Regions from separate parts of the Homo sapiens genome. Here region 2 is linked to region 1. The links are chromatin loops, found by intact Hi-C in ENCODE. Cell type or tissue: OCI-LY7. All regions are shown on one strand.

Region 1 (5,000 bases):
TCAAGCAGAGATAAATCACAGAAGACTACAGCTGGGGGGCGGGATGACATTTCCTTGTCACTCATCATCATACACAAGCGATCATGCCCTTCGGGAATAATATGGTCAACCCTGGCTTTCTGTGCTTAAGAGGGCAGCATAGATCATGGAGAGTCTGTGTCTCAGCTGAAGACTCAGATCTTGCAAGAAATATCACACCTATTTATCATCTTTAAAGTATAGTTTATTACGAGACATCATAGATACAATAGACCAAGTATATGCATATGCACAGTAGAAAGAATAATCATAAATGAATATTTGTGTACCAATGACTCAGTTTAAGAAATATTTAGTTAATGCCTATTTTATACCAGGTACTTTGCTGGGAACTTTGTTGAAATCAATGAACAAAAAAGAAAAAGACTCCTCACCTTGTGGATCTAACATTCTGGAGGAAGGAGAATGATGATAAATACTAGACAGATGAGTAAGTAAATTATATAATTTGTTAGAAGATGACAAGTGCTCCGGGAAAGGGGGAATGGAAATGTGGTTGTCGGGGGTTCACAATTTAAGGTAGGGCAATGGAGGAGGCCTCTTTGAGAAGATGACATTTGATCCAAGACTTGACGGAGATGAGAGAATTGGCCACGCATATCATTGCTTGATCAAACTCTATGAGTTCTTCTGTGACTTGCTTTTTTTTTCTTGATATTATGTTTTTGAGATTTCTCCAGGCTGATAATTTTCACTGCTATCTAGTCTTTCCTGACGGCATATATTATGGTTCTCTATCCATTCTCCTACTCAGGGACTGTTGGATGGTGCGTATCTACTAATGCAGTGTGCAAGAATTTTCTCTAGGGCCAGTGCCTAGGAGTGCAATGGCTGGGTTGAAATCTGACACACTCTGCCTTTTAGTTGGGGAATTTAGACCATTTACATTTATTGTGGCTATTGATTACTGGTTTTGGGCAAATCAATAATGATGTCTTTGTCAAGATGTGTGTTGGCCTTTGATCAAGGCTTGGGTCAGGGTTACAGCTGGATGGGGCAGAGATAGGCTGAGAGAGTTCCTCTCTCAGGTGGTAGGTGGCTGAGGTCAGCTGGCTGGTGGGGGCTGAGGCCCCAGCCAGCAGGCAAGGAAGGTCTGGCTGAGGCCACACAGCCCTACCAGGGAGGAGGCCTGCCAGCTGCCACCTGCCCCAGGGACCTGATAGAGGCTTCCAGGAGGCTTATCCCAGCAAGTGTTCAGTGGCTTCCAGTCTGGGGATAAGTCCTCGACTGAGTGTGGTCTGTCTGCCATCTTTCACTCCACATCTGCACATCTGTCCAGGGACAGTGGAATGACTGAGCAAGCTGTCTGCCCCAAAGGGTGATGGGCTCGAGTGGAGGAACTCTCTGATGTCCTTCCTCAGGGTGCATGCTCTATAGGCCCCGGATCTCCTGCCTGTTCTGAGATGGCCTTGTGTGGTAGGGAGGTCCCAGGAGATGGCCATGCCTAGCATCTTCTCCTTAGGCAAGCAACCCTGAAGTGCAGGACCAGCTCAATTGCTGCAGACAGTGTTCATTTTCCCCAGGGCAGCCCTTCAGCTGGTCCCCAAGCTGCTCGTTAGAAGCAGGGGCCTCTAGTAGAGCTGAGGAATCCAGATGTGGCATAGATGAGGAGGGCATCCCACCCCTAGTGGGCTCTCGGTTTAATTCTGCAGTGGAAAGGGCCACTTTGTTGCAGGTCTCTTTATGGCATGGATGTGGAGGGTAAATTTGAAGCCTCACCAAACAGCTTCCTGCTCCTGGAGCCTGGACCATTCCTTGGGGACCTCCAAGAAGAGTCTGTGCCTGGGGACTGCTCCTCACAGCCCTACCTCCCGTTCTATTTTAGGTATGTCCAGTGCAAAAACAGGGAAATGAAAAAAATAAATGTATATGAGCTTTCAGCTGAGAAGAGGCAGGTGGAGATGCCTCCCAGGAGACTTTCAGGCCAGAGTCTCGAGAATATTCAGACTCACTCCCAGCTGGGGGGAATGTGGAGCATGGACACCACCCCCGTTTAGAGGTGAGGATCCAAGGCCCCAGACTTCTGAAAAAAACGGATGCTCCATCCTGGATCTCTCTGTAGTATTTCTGCATGCTAGCTCTGCACACCTCATTCTCTTAATAATAGGATGTAGTCTATTTTTTACCCCTGAGATGTAATTTAAATATAAATGCAGCATTTGGCCTATGTATACATCAAAGTCTGTATGTGGACCAGTTAACCTGCAAACCTGTGGTGATAGGGACCGCCCCACTGGGAGAACCCAGGGTCCCTTCCTGGCAGCTTAGGCCTACGGGGTTCTATTTCCGTCTTCTCTCTGCGGAAACTTGCTCAGCAGACACTGTCCATGCACATGGCTCACCCAGGGCCCTGACCCAGATAGTAGCTAAGCCCTGAGCACATCCGCAGGGAAGCCTGGCTCAGCCATCCATCACAACCACACAGCTGGTGACAGCCGAGCAGGGGGCGCCCTCATGGCCTGAGAAGGCAGCAGGATGAGGTAGCTAAGTTCTGGGTCTCGTTGCCCTTGCTGTGTGGCCCAGGGCAAGCCACTTTCCCTCTCTGGGCTATCTGGAATGTGGCCTGGAGCTCACGACATCACTCTGTCCTGGAAGCCAGTGATGGGATCTTTACAACAATCCTTCAACAGGATGCTCTAGATGGTGACGGCTGGAATTCATTTCAGTTTTTAAATTTTTATTTATTTTGGCCAGACACTGTGGCTCACACCTGTAATCCCAGCACTCTAGGAGGCCGAGACAAGTGGATCACCTGAGGCCAGGAGTTCAAGACCAGCCTGGCCAGCATGGTGAAACCCCATCTCTATTAAAAATACAAAAATTAGTCAGGCTTGGTGGTGCACACCTGTAATCCCAGCTACTCAGGAGGCGGAGGCAGGAGGATCACTGGAACCCAGGAGGTGAAGGTTGCAGTGAGTCAAGATTGCACCACTGCACTCCAGCCTTGGTGACAGAGTGAGACTCCCTCTTAAAAAAAAATTATTTATTTTTATTTTTTATAGAGACAGTGTCTCACTTTGCTGCCCAGGCTTGCTTCAAACTCCTAGCCTCAAGCGATCCTCCGGCCTCAGCCTCCCAGTGCGCTGAGATTACAGCTGTGAGCCACTGTGCCTGGCCTGGAATTCACTTTAGCCACACACCTCTGAAAACACAGGCCAGTTTGCTATTCCCCTTTCGCAGATGAGGAAACTGAGGCTCTGGTAAAAGAAAGGACTTGTCTAAGTTCACATGAATAATTAGGTCAAGGGAGGCCCACCTGAGGTCTGGTCCTGGACATGATGTCCTGGGGACATATTTTATGCAGAGACCTGGGGGAAACAGTGCTTAAGACGGGGCATGGGACCTCCCAACACCCCCACAGACAAACTCTCCACCCAGGCACAGGATAGTAGAAAAGTTGTTACTGGAGGCATCTGAGTGCCCCCTGGGAACCTAGGGATAGCCCCCCAGCCATCTGCAGGTGCCCAGGGGTGAGCCATGCTCCTGCTTCCCTCGCTGTCTCCCTCCCTCCCTGCTCTTTCTCTTTCAGCAAATATTTGTTGTTGCTGTTGTGAGCCGCTGCCATGGTTACAGGCATCCCCAGAGCTGAGGGTCCAAGTTGGACTTGAAACCTCTTTAAAAGTCAAGACCACAGGAAACAGCTGCTTCTTAAAACCCCGGTCCTGCAGGTGACCACATCTCATCACCCCAGGCTGTAGGCTCTGTGCCAGCTGAGGGTTTGGGGAAGTGGAAGGGGAATCTTCAGGTTTTCACCAGGCCCAGCAGCCCTGGAGTTGGGGGACAGCCTGAGACCACAAAGACCAGCCTTGGGCAGACACCTCAGCATTCCTCCCTGCCCTGAAGAGGTGCCACTCCTGCACAGCAGGGCACCAGCCTCCAATAAACCCAGGTGACTGAATTCCCGCAGGGCGCCCCTCCTCACCAGCTGTGCGACCCTGAGTGAGTCGTGGTGGTCTGACGTGTTTGCTCATCTGTGAAATCAGGGCGATGAACCCTTGTGGGCTTATTTTGAGGAGTTAAGCCTTCCAAGCTTAGGTCACGCTTGCTGAGTAGGGCGGTATGGTTGCCGACGGATGGAAAGCCCAGAGGTCTGATGTGGCACCAGCTCCAACAGATGCAAACCCTCAAGTTTGCATTTCTCTGCACAACTTCCTCTTTGGGTGATTGTGAGCTGCTGTTTTCTGCTTGGACCAGGGAGAACAATAGTCTTACACAGCAGAGACTTCTCCTGAGGACTGAAGGAGCTGACTGTATTAGCTATTGGTTGCTACGTAACGAATGACTCCAAAACTTACCAGCTGAAGACAACAAATGTTTAATATCTCACTGTTTCTGTGGGTCAGGAGTCCAGGAGTGGCCTTGCTGGGTAGTTCTGGCTCAGGGGTCTTTCATAAAGTCACAATCAAAATGTTGGCCAGGACCAGGAGCATTGGCTCATGCCTGTAATCCCAGCACTTTGGGAGACCGAGGCAGGTGGATCATTTGAGGTCAGGAGTTTGAGACCAGCCTGGCCAACATGGTGAAAACCCATCTCTAAAAAAAAAAAAAAAAATACAAAAATAAACTAGGCATGGTGGGGCATGCCTGTAGTCCCAGATACCCGGGAGGCTGAGGCATGAGAATTGCTTGAACCTGGGAGGCAGAGGATGCGGTGAGCCAAGATTGTGCCACTGCACTCCAGGCTGAGTGACAGAGTGAGACTCCACTTCAAAAAAAAAAAAAAAAAAAATAGTTGGCCAGGGCTGCAGTCCTGAAGACTGGACTGGGTGGGAGGAGCCCTTTCCATGATGGCTTCTGCGCATGGCTGTTGGCAGGAGGCCTCAGTTCCTCACAACGTGGGCCTCTCCAAAGGGTTGCTCACGGCAGTGCGTGGTAGCTCACGCCTGTAATCCCAACACTTTAGGAGGCTGAGGTGAGAGGATCGCTTGAGCTTAGGAGGTCCAGACCAGCCTGGGCAACAC
Region 2 (5,000 bases), 100 kb after region 1:
TTAGACAAGGTCTCACTCTGTTAGTGCCGTGACATGCTCACAGATCACTGTGGCCTCAACCTCCTGGTCTCAAGCGATCCTCTCACCTCATCCTCCAGAGTAGCTGGGACTACAGGTGTGTACCACCACACCTGGCTAATTTTCTTTTTTTACTTTTTGTAGAGACGGGATCTCACTATGTTGCCCAGGCTAGTTTTGAACTCCTGGGCTCAAGCAATCCTCCCACCTCAGCTTCCCAAAGTGCTGAGATTACAAGCATGAGCCTATCGTGCCCAGCCTCAATGATTTTTTAATTCTTATATTAGTCATTAAGAGAAGCTTTGTGCATTAACAAATAACTCCAACATCTCAGTGACTTAATACAACAATGATTTCTTTCTCGCTCATCGTGTATATCCAGCATGTGCAGACAGGGCCAGGAGGAAAGGCTGGATATGCTTTCCTCCACACAGTCACTCAGGGATCCAGGCTTATGGAAGCCTTCTCAATCATCAAGACAAGGGAAGAAGAGAGACTGGAGAATTGAGACATCTGTTCAGTGCCTTGGCACAAAAGGGACATATGCCACTTCTTTTGTCTGTTTTTTGCTGTTTTTAATGACACTTCTTATACTATATATCATTGGCCAGATCTAGTTGCACAGACTGGCCTACTGTCAAGGATGTGGCATCCTTGTGCTAGGAAGGAGAGGAGAATGGGATACTGGTGAACACTAGTGATGTCCACTCCAGTTCTTAATCACCATTTTGGTTTATTTTTCCAGCTAGAACAACAACAACAAAAAAAAAAAGCTAGAATTTTTTTTTTTCTTGAGATAGTCTTGTTCTGTCGCCCAGGATGGACTGCAGCAGCGTGATCTCGGCTCACCGCAAGCTCCACCTCCCAGGTTCACACCATTCTCCTGCCTCAGCCTCCCAAGTAGCTGGGACTACAGGCGCCCACCACCATGCCTGGCTAATTTTTTGTATTTTTAGTAGAGACGGGGTTTCACCGTATTAGCCAGGATGGTCTTCATCTCCTGACCTCGTGATCCACCTGCCTTGGCCTCCCAGCGTGTTGGGATTACAGGCGTGAGCCACCGCGCCCTGCCCAAAAGCTAGAATATTTAATCTGCACTTCATTCAAAATATCTGCTGCAGCTATGGGTCAAAGTTGTGGTGATCAAGCCTGAACCTTTCTGCTTCCTCCTGTTCAGCAGGAGAGTGAGTTTTGCCTGAATGACCACCCTATTTCTGTAGCTTACAGCCGTGCAGGCAGAGAGCATTACAGATCTCTTGTGGACTTTGCTCTACGCTTCATGCTTGGATTTTATGTCCACATTCATATTGATGATAAAGTTGTTATTTCTTTATTTAACCAATTCTATGTCTATGCATACATGTTTGAATAGGGATTGGGAGGCTAAGTTCATCTGACAACAGCATCTTTGCTTGATATTACAGTGAAGCTTATAACATCAGTTGTGCTGATTTAACAAAATGTATAATGTATTCAGCAGTTGATGACTTCAGCCTAATTGAACACAAATTTATTATGCTATCCAGGGTTGTAATTAAAACACGGTAAAATTAGCCCATCAAATACCGTATACACATGCTCTCTCGCAAAGCCATCAATGGCCTTTGTTTCGCCTATGGTCAATTACATTTTCAAAGTGGAATCCTCCCAAGAATTAGGCAGATGAATCAGGATGAAAGGAAACCCAACCGAGGGTTTAAGGCTGCTCTGCCCTGACAAGGAAACACTCTGAAGATTGTCTTCAAACAATGAGAAAGCTAATTTTCCTACGTGGTGATTTTGGGGTATCATTAGTCTTCTATATCACTTATTTTTTTTCTCTTGGGAAGGAGTCTTGCTCTGTTGCCCAGGCTGGAGTGCAGTGGCCCAATCTTGGCTCACTGCAACCGCTGCCTCCCGGGTTCAAGTGATTGTCCTACCTCAGCCTCCTGAGTAGCTGGGAATACAGGTGCCCGCCACCGCGCCCAACTAATTTTTGTATTTTTAGTAGAGACGGGGTTTCACCATGTTGGCCAGGATGGTCTTGAACTCCTGATCTCGTGATCTGCCTGCCTCAGCCTCCCAAGGTACTGGGATGACAGGTGTGAGCCACCATGCCCTGCCTAATTTTGTATTTTTAGTGGAAGCAGGGTTTTGCCATGTTGGCCAGGCTGGTCTCGAACTCCTGATGTCAGGTGATCCGCCATCCTCGGCCTCCCAAAGTGCCGGGATGACAGGTGTGAGCCACCACGCCTGGCCTTCCATGTTATTTTAATGATCGCAGAACTGTGGAAAACTGGAGGTGGCTCAGATGTAATAAAAGGGAATTGTCCGTGTGTCCTTGTCAGGAGTCCAAGCCATGCAGGAAAGAGAAACAGGACCTCCCTCCCTCCCCGAAACCAGTTCCTTAATAATGACCCTGAAAAGGCGGATCAGCTGCAGGGAGAGTCATCCTGTGGGCTTCATGAATTCTAATCGCTGTTGGCGATACAGTGACACATTCTACCATTTAGACCATTCAGGTCTAAAACTACATTTTGGGTCTAGAAACACTCCTTTCATAAATATTTTAAAACGAAGAATTAAAGAAGTTCAGGAGAACAATGGCGGAGGTGGAGAAGCTCTGTTCTCACCGGCGGGGTTTCACAGTGCATTTTTGTCAGCCTTCTGCCATGGAAGAGTGGAGAGGCTCCTAGCTCCAGCTCAGAAAAAGGAGAGGAAAGGAATATGAGCTAATAATGAGGTGTCTGGCTTGTTCCCTCTTGTTTGGGAAAAGAACACTCACTTATTCCAAGAGGAGGCTTTCTCACCTGAGCCAGGCTCACTCTCTCACCACGGCGCCCCCTGGTGGTGTGGGCTTGTATCCAGCGGTAGCCAAACTGCAAGACCTCAGCTATGTAAGTTCAGGGGTTTCTCAAAACCACCCTCAGGTTTTTGGTTTGTTTTTTGTTTTTTGTTGTTTTGTTTTGTTTTGTGTTGTGTTGTGTTGTGTTGTTTTGTTTTGTTTTTTTGAGACAAGGTCTCACTGTGTTGCCCAGGCCAGAGTGCAGTGGTACAATCACAGCTCACTGCAGCCTCAACCTCCCAGACTCAAGCAATCCTCCTGCCTTAGCCTCTCGAGTAGCTAGGACTACAGGCGTGTGCTACCATGCCTGCCTAATTTTATTTTATTTTTTTAGAGATGAGGCCTCACTATGTTGCCCAGGCTAGTCTCTATCTCCTGGACTCAAGTGATCCTCCCACCTTGGCCTCCCAAAGTGCTGGAATTACAAATGGAAGGCACCGCGCCCAGCTAATTTTTCTGATTTTTTTGTAGAGTTGGGGTCGCTCTTTGTTGCTGAGGCTAGTCCATAACTCCTGGACTCAAGTGATCCTCCCACCTTGGCCTCCCAAAGTGCTGGAATTACAAGGGGGAGCCACCATCCCCAGCTAATGTTTTTATTTTTATTTTTTTGTAGAGTTCAGGTCTCACTTTGTTGCCCAGGCTGGTCTCAAACTCCTGGGCTCCAACGATCCTCCCACCTCAGCCTCCCAAAGTGTTGGAAGTATAGGCATGAGCCACCACACCCAGCCTCATTTATAACTCTGTAAAGACCCCGTTTCTAAACAAAGTCACATTCTGAGGTCCTGGGGTTTAGAATTTCAACATATGGATCTAGGTATGAGAGACAGTTGATCCCAGGACATAGCAGTGTGCAGGCCTGGATCATAGCCTCCCCTGCCAGGGGCTGGGGCCTTTCTACCATGGAAGTGTCTCCCCTACAAGGCCCCTGTCTCCCTTAAAGCAGTTCTAGTTTGAGCCTAGAGAGGTAGCCTCCCCACTGGACCCTGGGGCAGGGGCTTTGACCCAGGACATTGCTGCAGATGGTGCCTCTCACACTTTCTCTGCAGCCTGTCCCCTCTTAGACTCTCCCCAGCCAAAAGTCTCCTGTAATCAGGGGTCCCATCCGCTGCCAGCTGGGATGGGGGCTGTGTCTGTGATCATCTGACCTGCTGGGATGAGGGGGCAGTTACATGGGGACACATCAGCAGAGCAGGAGGACCACCAGGGTGGCCAGCCTGTGGATCTTACAATCCAACCAGAAGTCAATGCCTTGCTCTGAGCAATACGGTTCTTCTCTTTAGGCAGAGCCTTTTCTGAAGGTGACTTAGAAGGTTCCACACCCTGTAGGCACATCCCCTGGGTCTATTCCAACCTTGTTCCTTCTCATTGTGCAAAGTGGAGAGTGTGCAGGTGATTCTCATGTCTGCGGACAACAGCTTGGAAGAGCCAGGAATTGCACATCTGTTCACCATCCAAACCCGAAGAGCATTGAATTGTGTTCCTCCCACGCCCCGCATCCATTTGTCTCTTGACAAATTGTGGGCTCCTATCTAAATTAAAGAAAGGTGCACCAGACTACTCATTCTCAATCAAAGGCAAATGTGCACACCTTGTGCCTTTGAAGCTAGGCTTCCTGGCTGCATCTGCAGGGCTCCTTCAAGGTTGTGGGTCCTGAGGAGTTACTGTGAAAAAGGGAGCAAGCCACACAGCCTGTCCCCAAGTCTTGCAGGGTTAACCTGTTAACCTGAGGTTAACAGGTTAACCCTGAGGTATAGAGATGAGGCTGAAGGACAATCTCAGAGAAAGAAAAAACAAACTAGCAACTGCCTATACTAGGTCAAAGGCAGATGTGGGCCCAAGGGGACCTGCGCAGCAGCTGTTCTGCATTTGGGTTAGAGTGGGTGGGTAGAGGGTGAACAATGAGAGAACAATGCCACTCAGGGAACTTATAGTTATTACCATCATCGCTGCAATTTATTGTAGGTTTGTACCAGGTTGAGCACTCTCTCATCTCCTTCACTTTGCACAACCTCCCTGCAAGGTACGTATTATTACTGCCTTGCGGATGAGGAAACAGAGAAGTTAAGTGACTTGCCTAAGGCCAAGGTCAAATCTCAAGGTCAGTGTTGCAATTCACACTCAGTTCTGCCCAATCCCCAGCCTATGTTCCATCTAGCTG

Evidence for each region. A loop is a pair of places that touch in the nucleus more often than their neighbours do. Peaks named below come from ENCODE experiments on the same cell type or tissue, not always from the same donor. Only the 100,000 strongest peaks of a DNase experiment are listed, where the experiment ranks them.
Region 2: a loop joins it to region 1, with 2.6 times the contacts of the local background. A loop is called at or near these places in 1 of 110 quality-filtered maps.

The regions. Positions count from the first base shown.
Region 1 is chr7:98,638,133-98,643,132 of GRCh38, forward strand. No RefSeq gene overlaps it. Among named protein-coding and RNA genes, the nearest start is that of NPTX2, 23 kb to the left of the region's middle. In OCI-LY7, CTCF peaks have their summits at 2,464 and 2,666; DNase peaks (open chromatin) are centred at 1,649, 2,419, 3,679 and 4,149; H3K4me3 peaks cover 2,888 bases; H3K27ac peaks cover 3,875 bases.
Region 2 is chr7:98,743,064-98,748,063 of GRCh38, forward strand. No RefSeq gene overlaps it. Among named protein-coding and RNA genes, the nearest start is that of TMEM130, 120 kb to the right of the region's middle. In OCI-LY7, a CTCF peak has its summit at 2,859 (motif pointing left); a DNase peak (open chromatin) is centred at 2,858.